Linked DNA regions of Homo sapiens: region 2 is linked to region 1. The links are chromatin contacts, found by Hi-C or POLR2A ChIA-PET in ENCODE. All regions are on one chromosome and are shown on one strand. Each heading gives the region's core, a stretch centred on a gene start or an enhancer-like site at or near the end of the contact. The rest is flanking DNA. Distances are from core to core; before and after follow the strand shown. Region 1 overlaps NOL4L (nucleolar protein 4 like). Region 2 overlaps CCM2L (CCM2 like scaffold protein).

What was found. A loop is a pair of places that touch in the nucleus more often than their neighbours do. ChIA-PET counts read pairs that join two places held with the same protein, here RNA polymerase II (POLR2A). Pooled maps may share reads with other maps.
Region 2: a loop to region 1 is called in a map of HCT116, with 8 times the contacts of the local background. The contact joins two enhancer-like sites. A Hi-C loop is called at or near these places in 1 of 168 maps with a recorded cell type or tissue (HCT116), 1 of 37 single-sample maps with no recorded cell type and 2 of 50 pooled maps. POLR2A ChIA-PET finds 5 or more read pairs at or near these places in 1 of 52 experiments (MCF 10A).

Annotation. Positions count from the first base shown.
Region 1 is chr20:32,476,662-32,483,535 of GRCh38, reverse strand. The region is part of intron 4 of NOL4L (nucleolar protein 4 like); the gene reads left to right. Among named protein-coding and RNA genes, the nearest start is that of NOL4L-AS1, 81 kb to the left of the region's middle. RefSeq lists silencers at 12-171, 532-641 and an enhancer at 5,909-6,680. Within about 2 kb of position 3,620, at least 5 of the 41 ENCODE cell types and tissues checked have a DNase peak (open chromatin) inside an H3K27ac peak, as active enhancers do.
Region 2 is chr20:32,015,648-32,022,521 of GRCh38, reverse strand. It overlaps CCM2L (CCM2 like scaffold protein), which reads right to left. Exons shown (of 10, transcript NM_001365692.1): 3 at 4,639-4,722; 4 at 4,360-4,543; 5 at 3,113-3,579. Among named protein-coding and RNA genes, the nearest start is that of CCM2L, 8.6 kb to the right of the region's middle. RefSeq lists a silencer at 3,633-3,762. Within about 2 kb of position 4,086, at least 7 of the 41 ENCODE cell types and tissues checked have a DNase peak (open chromatin) inside an H3K27ac peak, as active enhancers do.

The sequences.
Region 1 (6,874 bases), core at 2,371-4,870:
CCACCCCCGCCCCCGGGCCGGGCAGTGACGCGCCGCGGTGGTGCCAGCCCCTCTCCCCGGGCAGCCGCGGCGGCAGCAGCAGCAGCAGCAGCTGGAGCTGTGGGGCTGTCACCGCCGCCCGCCCCGCTCACTCGCGGATCCCGACCGCCCATCTCCGCCTCGCTTCCAGCCCAGGTACGGAGTCCGGCCCGGATCCCGGCGATCGGGCCGTTTCCGGGGCCCGGGCCGCCGCCCCCCTTCTCCGGCTGCTGCCGCCGGCCGTTGAGCTGCGGTTAGGGGGGCGAGGGGCTGGGGGCGGTTCTGGGGAGGGGGGCGCAGGGGGAGCTTCCTTTGCCGGGGCTGAGGGAGGGGGCGCGGGGGAGCGGCTGCGCCCTGGGCCGAGTGGGCTGGGGCGGGGGGCGGGTGAGTGTGCCCGAGAGTGGAGGGGGGGCGATGAAGGCTGCACTGTGGGGGCCGCGGGGCGCCCAAGAGGTGTGTCTGGCCCTGAGCGCCCAGGGTCGCGGGGCGCACCCCACTCCCGGGGTGCGCGCCGCGGGTCCTGGGGGGCGGTGATTGTGCGCGCAGCGCCGCGGTATTGTGCCACGGCCGCTCGGTGTGCAGCGGGCTCGGCACCGCGTCCCGGCGAGGGAGGCGTTCTCTGGCGGCGGGGCGGGGGCCGGGCTCGGGTTGCCGCGGCCGCCACGAGAAGGGAAGTGGACTGTGTTTGGGGATGTGAGGACGGGAAGCGTTGAGTGTCAGGGAGGGGTTCCCCGGCGCGGCGCGGGGAGTTGAGACGCGGTTTGCAGAGTTGAGCCCACTTCAGCAGGCCCGGGTCCCTCCCGGGAGGGGACGGGGTGTCCCTCTCAGGTGCACCGTCTGACCGGAAGCCGCGGGCGTTGGCGGCCCCTGGCGAAGGGGCCTTCCTTAATGAGGGGACACGGCGGGGCGGGGGCAGCCGGCCGCCTCGAGGGCGCGCGCAGGGGTTAAGTTGGATTTACACCTCCGCCCTCTCTCTCCTCCCTCCACCTTGTCTTCAAGGCTGGACACTTTGGATAGGGAGGAGGGGGGAGTGCAATCCGCATTTTTATTCCAGCCGCTCGGGAGCAGAAGTGACCCTGCTCCCACCCGGAGCTGCGTTTGCCCGAGTCCGGCCGCCCCTACCGGGCTGCGCTTCCTGGGGGAAGTTCTCATTAAGCCTCGCTAATTAGCATTATTCCTGTAGAAAGGTTAAGGTTAGACCGTCCTTTTCCTTATGGGAGGCCCACCCCCTCCTCCCCATTCCCTACTCCCTCCCCTCTCCCCAAGAGCACAAAAGCACAAAAAGAAAGTGTGAAGAGGCTCAGATCAATGGAGAAGCCACAAACCCATTAATTCAAATGGAACCTTTTTTCCCCCTCTAAAACATTGATTTTCCTTTCTGTCTGCTCTGAGGGGAGATGAATAACCTCCTGATTTCACCTGAAATGGTGTTTGGACTCTGTGATTTCCTCCTCTTTCTGAGAAGGATTGTGGCTTGAAATAGATTCTCCCTTGAGATAAAGCCCTACTTATCCCAGAATCAGCTGGCAACCCCAGCCTGCTCCCCCCCCCCCGCCCCGCCCCACCAACTCACACACACCAAAGGGGGTGTGGGGAGAGGTGTTTGGGGGACCTCATGGCTCTTCTGGGGAGAGCCATCTGTGTGATGGGACCAGGCCCCTGTCTTGACCCCTGACACAGGCCGGATTCTGGACTGAGTTGGTCTGGGGAAAAGGCCCGTTTATGGCCCAGGCCCTGTGGTAGTTTAGCCCCCCGGGTAGTAAATTACCCCTTCATTGGAAAGCCATTAGGGCCTAAATGTGTCCTTGAATAATATCAAGCTCCTGTCTAATCCAGGCTCAGGCTGGGCTTGCTTTATAGAGCAGGGTTTTAAGACAGCACCTCTTGAGCTGGGCGACACCACCCTATTCAGCACCTTCCTGCCGCACAGTGGGAACAGAGCTCACTGCGGCCTTCCTCCCAGCTGAGAAGACGGCCTTCCTCCCAGCTGAGAAGACGCCTTTGGGGAACTTTTCCTGCGGCCCCTACCCTGGGGCTCTGTGGAGCTGGACCGCCTGGGAATTGCTCAAGAACTTTTTCTGTGTTGTCTGGGTTCCTTTCTTGGAAGGACAGCCCTGCAGGGGATTAGCTCACAGCGGCTCCCTTCCAGCCTTCCTTTTGGCTGGAAGATCCCTGTCTGCTGAAGCTCCTCTCTCCAGCTTCACTTTTAAAGAAACCCCCATTAATGGCAGGGTCTGAGGGTACCAGCGAGGCCCTCGTGGTGAGGAATGCTGATGGGGAGCAGCCAGGTGCCTTTGCTTAGGAACAAAAGCCTGTTTTCCACTTGATATACAGTGGGAAGGTGTGGGAAATGCTCACTTCCAGCATCCAGGTGTCTATGACAGCAGGGACAACAGAGGACCACATGTAGATGGGAATACGCTTCTGACAGACACAGTGTGCGTGTGAGTGAGTGTGAGGGAGAGAGAGCGAGAATGCCTCCAGTGTGGTAGGTGATTGGCTGTGTCTCAGCCCTTCCTGCCTCATATTTCCCAGAAGAGCTGGTGCTTGCATGGCTAGTAAGCAGAGGAGGCATGTTTGCAGGAAGGAGTGGAATTGTGCAGGGAGTGCTGGAAGGCTGGCCTCCTTCCCTGGTGGCTAGGTGGGCTTGGGGTGTAGCCATGAAGCAACAGCCTTGGGACCCCACACCCCCCAGGAGCTGTGGCTCAGACCACCCTCCTGTTTCATGTGTGCGGCTCCTTCACAACAAGGATTTGAACCCCTGTTGCTTTAGATGCTGGGGGTTTTTCGTCTTCCATTAATAAGCCATCTGATGAACTGAAGTGGTTAAGTTGGGGTCACATGCGGTTCAGTACCTTCTTGGCATGCTCAGAAGGCTGCGTGTGTAATGCTCGCTGACATGGAGACAAGGGGGAGAGTCGCCTCGTGTGGAAGAATGTCCAGGGCCTGGAAGGGGCCTACAGGTGTCCAGAAGGAGGGGCCCACCAGTGGGTTGAGAAGAGACTCCGCTTTGGGATAGAGCTGGTGCTGGGGCAACCCCCTGAGGCTGGTGTTCTTCCCAGTGGGAGCTTTAGCCTCCTGTCGAACAAGCCTGGGGGCTGTATAGAGAGGGGTCTCTTTCCTGCTTGGCCCAGAAACATCCCCTGCACATCCCTGCCCCTGCCCTCCTCTGAAACACACACCCAGGGCTCCTGGTCAGGGCTTATGGCTTAAAATTGCACTAAATTCTCAGCAAATCCTCCTCCTTTTCTTTCTCAAGCAAGCTGTAGAGATAGAATTACAGCTCTCAGGAAGGGTCTGGAAAATACCGTGTGAGGCACGCCCCAGGATCCCAAGTCCTGGAGGATGCAAATGGCTCAACTTCAGAGGCACCAGGAACCCAGTTCCAGAGAAATTGACCCCAGTTGTAAAATAATCAGGTTACTGATAGCACCTGCCCGTAGTTACAAGCCATGGATACAGGCCCATTTCCACCATTTCCCCTCTGGTCTCCCGTTTTCTCCTCCTCCTGGGCTGGGCAGTGGTTGTGCTAGTTACCATGCAGAAGAGGAAGGGCCTCAGAAGCTGGGTGGAGAGAGACTGAACCTGTCCATGAATTTTGGACTGAAGATAAGAGCAGGGAGAGTCTGGTCAGCTCCTCTCCCTCTGCCCCAGAGGCAGGGCTCCCAGGTTGGGGTGTGTCCCAGAGGCTGACTGGGTGCTACCCATCTGCCTGCCTAACTCTTAAGTTCCCTTTTCAGAAGAGCATTTGGCTTTGGCTCTGTTACCCTGTGACCCATGATGGCTTTGGTGCTGGAATAAATGATTGCTGGGTGGGCAAGGCCACGGGCTTCAGGGTGTCCAAAGGGCAGAGGCTAGAGAAACCAGGGGGTAGCTGACTGGCCAGTCACATGGGGACTGGGGAGAGGGAACCCAGAAGTAATGGATTGCACACACTTTTTTTTTGTAAATAGAGACAGCGTCTCACTGTGTTGCCCAGGTGGGTCTTGAACTCCTGGCCTTAAGCAATTCATTCACCTCAGCCTCCCAAAATGTTGGCATTACAGGTGTGAGCCATCACACCCAGCCCACACTTTTATTCTCTAATGTAAGTTTTGTTGAAGTTTGTTAACAGAAAGGGAGAAAATAGCCCTCAATTCATCTGAGATTCCTGAAGGGAAAAGTAAAAAGCGCCCTGTGACCTCTGGGTGAGCCAGTGAGCACCTTGGGTCTCTGAGCAGGCCTGAGGCCTTGGCCACTCTCAAACCTGCACCAGTGCCTCCAGCATGGCCCTCTGGACTTGGGTGTATTTTCCCCCTCTGCACAGTTGTCGTTGACGGGTTCTGATCTGTGTGTACTTGTAACTGCCTGTGTGATTAGCCTGCTTCTCCAGCCTTGGCTTAGGGTGTGAGTGAGGGACTGGAGCTACAGTCTGCCCATCTGCGGCTAGGGGGGCTTACACCCATGAACTGGGCTGTGCTGCGCCAGACAGGTTGCAGAGGGGTCTTGGGAAGTCTTCTTCTCTACCTCAGCCCTTGAAAGTCTGGGTGTTGAAGGGTTTGTGTAAGTCTGACCAAAACTTATTTTTGTATTGTGTGTTTTTGAAAAGTTAGGCTTAATAGACTTGATTTCTCACTTAAAAAAAATTTGCTGTCGCAGCCAGGTGTGGCAGCTCACACCCGCACTCCCAGCACTTTGGGAGGCCAAGGCACTTGAGCCCAGGAGTTCGAGGCCAGCCTGGGCGATATAGTGAGCCCTTGTCTCTACAAAAAATTAAAAGTTAGCCAGGCGTGGTGGTATATGCCTGTAGTGCCAGCTCCTCGGGAGGCTGAGGCAGGAGCCTGGGGGGTCGAGGCTGTAGTTAGCCACTATTGCACCACTGTACTCCAGCCTATGTGACAGTAAGATCCTGTCTTTCAAAAAAGCTATAGCAGTCAAGATATCAGAATCTTAGAACCACTTTTCACAAAACTGGGGTCCACATGGCAGAACCCTGGAGGCTGTGGGAAAACTTCCTGGGGAGCTGGGGAGAAAGCAGTCATCGTTAGGTGACTAGGCAGTGTGTCCACAGTGTCTCCCCACTGCACCTACAGGTGGGTCAGAAGTTTTGCTGGTCCCTTTTCCTAGCTAACAAGGCCTGGTGTAAAGGAGCCCTGCCTTAGTTATCTATGTCCCTAGCACAGTGCCAGCACATAGTAGATGCTCAATAAATGTGCAACAACTCATTGAAGAAAGTGAGCATGCATGAGAGAGAGAGAGAGAGAGTGTGTGTGTGTGTGTGTGTGTGTGTGTGTGTAAATATAGCCTCATCACCCATGAGTTCCCTCTGGGCCTCATCTTGAGACACTTGGTTGTTAAGGAATCTGGTTCCTCCCATTGAAGGGAGGAGATGTGGTGAGGTGGCCCATGGTGCGGTGACAGTGTGATGCAGGCTCTGGGCACAGGCTGCCTGGGTCTACACACCAGCTGTGCTGCTGGCTTCGTGCCCCTGGGCAGTTGGGGCAGGCGGGGCGGGCCTCGCAGGGGCAGTTATCAGAGCTGGAGCTAGGCCTGACGTGGGTGCCTGTGTTATGGGGTCATGGGAGGAAATCTAATAAAACCATTAGCCTGAAGTCCCGTGCCTGTGGGCACTGGGTGCTCCTCCTAATCAGGTGATTTTGATGCCAGGTTAGGTGTAGCCCACCTTTTCCCAGTGGGACCCATCAAGGGAGTGAGGGTTGGAGGGGGCATTTGGGTGAACAGTTCAGTGATGTGAGCCAGAGAAACCCTGGCTGTGTGTGGGGTGGCTGGCAGCGGCAGGAGGGAGGCATTGCAGGGCACCAGGGTGCCACCAGCCCACCAGCCTGCATCCTGGGCTTCATATGCCCTCCATTCAAGAACTGTGCGCAATGGGACCAGAGTCCTTAATTGTCAAATTAATGGAGCGTCCTCATTAAACACCAACACTATGCCAGGCAATTCAGTTGATTCAACAAGTCTCACTGCCTTGTGCGGGATTCAGAGGACATACAGTCTGGTCCCCACTGTTGGAAGGACCGAAGGTTTTCCAGGGAAAGACAGGGCAGAGACCCACAAGACAGTGACAGCTGGATACAGCTTGGAATTGGGATTGTGGTTCACAGCAGCAGTGTGGGTTCTAGGCGAGGGCCAACTCAGTTAGGAGGGCGTGTCCAGTCCTTGGCGATTGCACAGATCTGGCTCTGCCTCGTGTTAGCTCGTGACCTTGGGCGAGCACCTTAACCTCCTGGAGCCTCAGTTTCCTCATCTGTGGAGCGGGGCTGTCAACTGTACCTACCTGGTGGACCTGTAGTGAGGGTGAAATACCACAAGTCCAGGGGAGCGCTGGGCCCCTGAGAAGCTTTGCCTTCTGTTGTTATGGTTTGAACTTGGCTGAGAGAGGCCAGAGTGTGCGTATTGAGTGGAGTTCAAGAGCCTTTCTCCAACCTAGAGATGGCAGGTACGGCCCTGCCAGGGTTACGTGCACTGTGGGAGGGGAACTTTTCGTGTGGCTCCTCTGTCCCCGTGTGCCCGCCCATGCCTGCCCACAGCAGCCTCCTTGCCTCTCCTCAAACCCAGCAGCTTGTGCCCCACTTGCTGCTGCCTGTGCCTGAAACTTGCGTGGAGCCACACAGACCTCATGGGCTCCCCTCCTCACTTCTCGCAGGCCTCTGCTCCAGCATTTCTGACCCGTGGGGTTTTTCTGGGCTGCCCTGGCAAACAGGTCCCTCTGCCCTCTTGCCCTGCTTCCATGTGCTTTGCAGCCGTCATCAATGTTTTTCTGCTCATTGTCCATCTCCCTCGTGGATCGAGGGGTGCCAGGCAGGCCAGGAGTGTGTCTGGTCCACAGCTGAGTTTCCCAGCACCTAGAGCGGAGCTT
Region 2 (6,874 bases), core at 2,837-5,336, 460 kb after region 1:
CCATCAAAATTCGATGGCTACTCTCTGGATCTTAGAACCCCTTTATAGAATTCAGTGACAACTCTAACTCTTGTGCCATGAAAAATGTACCCCAGATTTGTGGAGGATTCATCAGCCTTCCTGATGCCCTTCTAAGATAAGTCCTAATTTAGTTTAATGTATAGATATGGAAACGGAGGCCCAGTGAGGGGAAGTGATTAGTCAGGATTAGAATCCAGTTCTCCTAACACCTAGTAGGAGAAGGGATGATTAAATGTATCAAAATTTTAGGCTCAATATAGTTACTAATACTGGAAGCCATATTTAGATATGAGCTTCCTAGCATTCAGTGTGAAAATGGAAACAGGATAAATAAAATTCAATCTCTGATAGAAGGAAGGAGTTTAAGTTCTTGGGTAAAACTTTTTTGAGACTACAAATGTGAATAGGTATTTAGTTCTTGAATTTACCTCTTTATGCCTTAAGCAAGACACACAGAAAACCAGTAATTGATGAAGACACTGTCTTCATGAACCTTTTCTCTATGTTGTGTCTGTAAAAAGGCCCAAGACAATGGATGGTTGGATACAAAAAATAAAAATAAAAAAGCCCAAAGAATAAATTAAAACGTAACCCAGGATAGGCATTTGGGGATAGTAGGTGTGTCCTAATAATTAAACCAGGTGATCCTTACCATAGACCTACAAAATGGACAGACAAAGATGCTGAGACTTAGAGTGGTTAAGTGCCTTGCCTAGGCTCACACAGCAGGTTCATGGCATTAGTACCAGCACCCAGGTTGTTTTTTACTCTAACTCCTATATCCTTCTTAGGACCAGGATGACTCAGATAAGAAGCCAGATGCTCAGACAACCCTGGAAAGCAACTTTTTTTTTTTGAGATAGAGTCACACTCCGGTCGCCCAGTGGCACAATCATGGCTCACTGCAGCCTCAACCTCCTGAGCTCAGGTGATCCTCCCACCTCAGCCTCCTGAGTAGCTGCATGACAGGCACACACCACCACGCCCAGATAATTTTTTGTATTTTTAGTAGAGACGGTGTTTTGCCATGTTGCCCAGGCTGGTCTGGAACTCCTGGGCTCTAGTGATCTCCCTGCCTCAGCCTCCCAAAGTGTTGGGATTACACTTATTTACTCACTCCACAAATTCCAACTTAGTCCTATTATGTGGCCGACACTGGGCCAGGTTCAGTACCGCAAAGCCCTCACAGTCCAGTGGGATGACTGTTAGCTTTGTCTGGAATCCTATTTCCAGCCACAGAGGAAGTGGGCATGGTGGCTGGAGTACAAATGGCCTTGTAAGCAATTGTAAGGATGTTAGCTTTTACTTGGAGTGAAATGGGAAGCCACTGGAAGATGTGGAGTAGTGACATGATGTGGCTTTCATGTTAACGGGACCACTCTGACTGTGTGGGGAAAGAGACTGTCAGCAAGGGCTGAACCAGTCAGAGGATGACCACATGATTCAGGTGAGAGAAAATGGGGCATGGACCTGGGTGGGTACAGGGGGAGGGTGGGGAGAAGTAAATGGATTTTGATGTTTTTTTGTTTTGTTTTGAGACGGAGTCTTGCTCTATTGCTCAGGCTGGAGTGCAGTGGTGCGGTCTACCTCCTGGGTTCAAGGGATTCTCGTGCTTCAGCCTCCCAAGTAGCTGAGATTACAGGCACCCGCCGCTATGCCTGGCTAATTTTTGTATTTTTCGTAGAGACGGGTTTCACCATGTTGGCCAGGCTGGTCTTAACTCCTCAACTCAGGTGATCCACCCGCCTCAGCCTCCCAAAGTGCTGGGATTACAGGCTTGGTTATGTTTTAAAAATAAGAGCCAACAGGATTTATTGACAGAGTGGATATGGGGTGTGTGTGAGAAAGAGAGAGCGTGAGAGCCAGCCAAGGCCCACAGCAAGGTTTTGGCCTGACCAATGTAAGGACACAGCTGCTATTAATTGTGACAGGGAAACCAAGGGAGTGGCAGGTTTTGGGGGAGGAGGTTGGAGCTCAGTTTTGGATGTGTTGGGTTTGAAACAGTCGTTAGATCTTCAGATGCAGATCACCTAGAAATGGGTAGATGAAGGATAGATGGAGGAGAGAAGAAGATCAAGGACAAAGTCTGGGGCACTCCAACTTCTGAAGAAGAGGAGGAACCAGCTTGGTAGGAGAAAAGCCTGGAAAAGGTGGAGAGCTGGAAGCCAAGTGAGGAAGTGTTTCAAGGGGAGAGAGACAGCTGTGGTGTCTGAGTTTACTGGTTATTATCTGCCTCACCATCTAGACAGGAACTATGTCTGTTTCATTCACCACTGTTTTTATACGGAGGGATCTGGTGGTCCAAGATCAGAGGAAAAGCTTAGAATGCTCAGAACTTGAAGGTGTCTGCTCGCCTGTGAGCTCCCTAAGGGTGGACACCAGATGTCTTTTTCACGTCTGTATCCATAGCACCTAGCCCATTGCCTAGCCCAGAGCTGGCACTCAAGAAACATGGTCGGGTGAATAAAAGCAAGGGTGAATGAAGAGGATGGGGGAGGCAGAGGGGAAGACGGAGGGGGAAGGAAGAATGGCAGGAAGGCTTCTCTCTTGGGTGGCCATCTTAGTTACCAAGAGTACTGGCTCTGAACTTACTGGATTTGAATCTTAAAACCACCACGTGCTTCCTGTGTGACCTTGCCTATGTTACTTCACCTATGGATCTCGGTTTCCTTTTCTATAGAATGGGAATACAGTAGTTGTAATATTTGCCTCCAGAGGTTGCTGTGAGAATTAAATGAGTTGATGCAGCCCTGTGTCTGGCATGAGCTGGCCCTAGATTCACGCTGGTGATTAGTGTCCTCGTGAATGTTACTGTGGTGGGGCCAACACTGACAACGTTGGAGAAGGAACGGGCTGGAGGTTAGATCTAGTTTGTTTTGGCCATTTTGAGAGTTCATCCCATTGAGGGAGTCAAGGGGAGATGCCCTGGAGGTGTCCAGGTCCGGAGTTTAGGAGCCATTAGGTGGGGCAGGTGCAGGGAGAAGGCAGGGGCAGATCCTAGGAACCTGGTGGGTGGGGCGGGGGCAAGGTGGGGGCGGGGAAGCAGCGTTCCCGAAGCCGGGCTTTGGGAGCAGGCTGCCCTCGGGCTCACCCTGTTGGCTACAGCCAGGATGACCAGGTTGCAGTAGGCGTCGGGGCTGGGGTCCTGCGGGTCGAGCGGGTTGGGGCCGGGGTGGCGCCGCTCCCAGCTGCCTCCCCCGCCGCTGCCCGCCTGCCTCCGCTCCCAGCTACCGCCCGGCTTTCCCGCGCCGCCGCCGCCGCCGCCGCCTCCGTGCCGCCGCTCCCAGCTGCCGCTGAACGTCTGCCGTCGCTCCCAGCTGCCCGACGCCCGCGCCCCGGCGCGCTGGCGCTCCAAGCTGCCGCCGCCGCCTCCCCCGGCCCGGGCCTCCGCGGCGCCCCCACCCCACCCCATCCGCCAGTCCAGGCTGCAGATGGTGTGGCGCCGCTCCGCGGTGCCCACCCGCCGCTTCTCGGGCGCCCCGCCTGGCGGGCCGGGGTCGCGTCCTGCGCCGCCTGGGCTGGCATCCACGCCGGCCGGCACCGGGTCCACACCCAGACCTAGGAGAGTCCGGGGGACCGTCAGCCGCGGGGATCGGGACTCAGAGACCCCCCCGCCCCGCCGAGGCCGGCTGGCCACCTGACCTCGCGGCTCTGGGGTTCCACCGCCGCCTCGCCCCCGGCTTTAAAGTAGCGCGGCGGTTCCCCGCCCACTCCGCTTCCACACTTTCGGGCCCGCCCCCGGCCTCAGTCTCCACCCCTGGCCTCTCGGTGGTCTGGCCAGGTGGCTTCCACGCTCCCCACGACGCCTGCGCCCCTGGCCTCAGACCTGCCCTCTGAACAGAGGGTGGTGGTCAGGCTGTCCCCTCCCAAGGGAGCCTTAACTGGGGACCCAGTCCCGGGTTTCAGGGACCGCCCCCTTGGATTCTGACTTCCCGCCTCTCCTCAGCCCCGCCCCTGGAATCAGGCCCCGCCCCCAGCCCAAGGGTCCACTCTAGCCTCAGAGCCGGGTGGTAACTGCGGATCCAGCCCTGGCCTAGGTCTTGGGCTTCTCCACCCTCTTAGTGCTCCACCACCTGGCCTCAGTGTAGTGGCTCAGGCCACCCACCTTCATCCTCAACCTCAGGCCCTGTCTGCTTTCCCAGAGCCTCTTCGGCCTGCCCCTAGTCTCAGGGTAGTATGGTCAGACCTTTTCCATCTCCTCTGCCCCCGCCGCAGGTCCCTCTCCTTCTCCATCCGCACACCTCCGGCCCCTGCCCCTGCCCCTGCCCCGCCCCCGCCCCCGCCCCTCCCCCGCCCCCGCCCCCGCCCCTCCCCCGCCCCCGCCCCCTCCCGCCGCACCGGTCTTGAGCACTAGCAGGTGCAGCGCGTCGTCCTGCAGGTAGGAGGCGGCGGCGATCTCGTGCGTAGGGATTCGCAGAATGAGCTCTTCATTGTCGCGCCAGGTGAGCAGCAGGCAGCGGGCAGACAGGCTCAGGATGCTGTCCTGCTCCGCCGTGGTCTTCAGCGGCAGCTCCTTCAGCTGCTGCAGGGAGGGGCAGATCTCGAGTTCCCGAGGTCCGCAGGTAGAAGAGGGAGAAGGGAGCGAGATCCTGCCCTCCTCCCTCCCCAGAGTCTCACCCTGGCGGTGTCTAGCAGCTGCAGGAGCTCGTCCCGACTGGAGGGGTTCAGTGAGGAAGTCACCCAGGTAAGGTGGCCCAGGAACTGGATGGAAATCGGGGTGAGAGAAGGACACAGAGATGTCACCCTGAAACCTTGAAGAACCCTGGCCTTCTCATTGATGCAGTGCGGATAGATTGAGATAGAAATACATGAATTAATATACCTGATAATAACTTTTACTGAGCCCTTAATAGAAGCTAGGCAAAGTTCTGAGCGCTCTCTATATATTCACTCATTCACCCTTGCTTTAAGGATGAGAAAAACCAAGGCAGGGTGTGGCTAACTAAAGAACTTGCCCAGGATTAGATAGCTAGAGAGGATCAAACTGGGATCCACATGCCAGAGCCCACACTCTCAACTGCTGGCTTATATTGCCTTAACACATAGTCATCTAGCTATAAGATTCCATAGGGAAGCAAAAGTTATTATAACAGCTTGAAAGAACTGACCACCTGTAAATTTCCTCTGGCCTGAGTGGCTCTCTCTACCCCAAGCATCATTGTCAAAGGAATTGCAAATCACTTGCCTTCCTTATGGTCTTGTTGCAGAAGTCAAATGGAAAGGGAAGAATGTTGGATCAAATTAGTATACCATTTTGTCAGGAAAAATGATGCACTAAATCAACAAATTTTTCCTTTACTCTTATATCCTAATGTTAGCACTTAAATGTTACTCAATATAATAGTTAACTTTTTTTTGAGATAGTCTCAGTGTCACTCAGGCTGGGGTTCAATGGCAAGATATCAGCTCACTGCAAGCTCTGCCTCCCGGGTTCAAGCGATTCTCCTGCCTCAGCCTCCTGAGTAGCTGGGATTACAGGCACGTGCCACCACGTCCAGCTAATTTTTGTATTTTTAGTAGAGACGGGGTTTCACCATGTTGGCCAGGCTGCCCTCAAACTCCTGACCTCAAGTAATCAGCCTGCCTCAGCCTCCCAAAGTGCTGGGATTACAGGTGTGAGCCACCATGCCTGGCCAACTTTTAAAAAATTATTTTTAGTTCTATTCCTCTAGGTGAATCCACCAATCAAACATTTTCTCTTCTTTTTATTCTTTATCAAATTTCAGCCCTCAATTTTTAAGCAGATTTATTTGTTAGTTTTTCCCTCCATATAGGGTTGCCAGATAAAATATAGGATGCCAGTTAAATTTGAACTTGAAAACAACAATTTTTGGCGGGCGTGGGGGGGCTGGAGTCTCGCACTGTCGCCCGGGCTGGAGTGCAGCAGTGTGAGCTCGGCTCACCGCAGCCTCTGCCTCCCAGGTTCAAGCGATTGTCCTGCCTCAGCCTCCCCAGTAGCTGGGATTACAGGCACCCACCACCACACCCAGCTAATTTTTTGTATTTTTAGTAGAGACGGGTTTCACCATCTCTACTAAAAGATGGCCAGGCTGGTCTTGAACTCCTGATCTCGTGATTCACCCGCCTCGGCCTCCTAAAGTGCTGGGATTACAGGTGTGAGCCACCGTGCCTGGCCGTTGATCAACAATAATTTTTAAGTTGTTTAGTATTTTTAGTCCCTTGCAATATTTGGGACATAATTATGCTAAGAAAGTATTCATTGCTTATCTGAAATTCAGATTTTACTAGGTGGCTTATTGTTTGCCAGTTCAGACAACCCTACCCCCATATCAATCTTTTTAGGCTAAATGAAGATCCATCATTTCCTCTTCATGGTGTTCATGCCAGGTGTGGTGGCTCACACCTGTAATCCCAGCACTTTGGGAGGCCAAGGTGGGCGGATCACCTGAGGTCAGGGGTTTGAGACCAGCCTGACCAACATAGTGAAACCCCAGCTCCATTAAAAATACAAAAAAATTAGCTGCGTGTGGTGGTGCGTGCCGGTAGTCCCAGCTATTAAGGAGGCTGAGGCAGGAGAATTGTTTGAGCCCGGGAGGCGGAGGTTACAGTGAGCCAAGATCGTGCCACTGCACTCCAGCCTGGGAGACAGAATGAGACTCTGTCTCAAAAAAAAAAAAAAAGAAGTACAGCTCCTAAGTGGTGGAAGTCCTTTGTGTTTTGCTGTTAATCTGGACGCTGTCCGAGTAACAGCAAGGTCACTGCAGTAAAATCTCATGGGAAATGTCAAAGTTGTCAATCAGAATGGAGTCACTTGTGTTAAAAGCCCTGACAAATAGGAGGGAGGATTCTCATGCATGAACGCCTGATAACAAGAACTATCAAAAAGACTGTA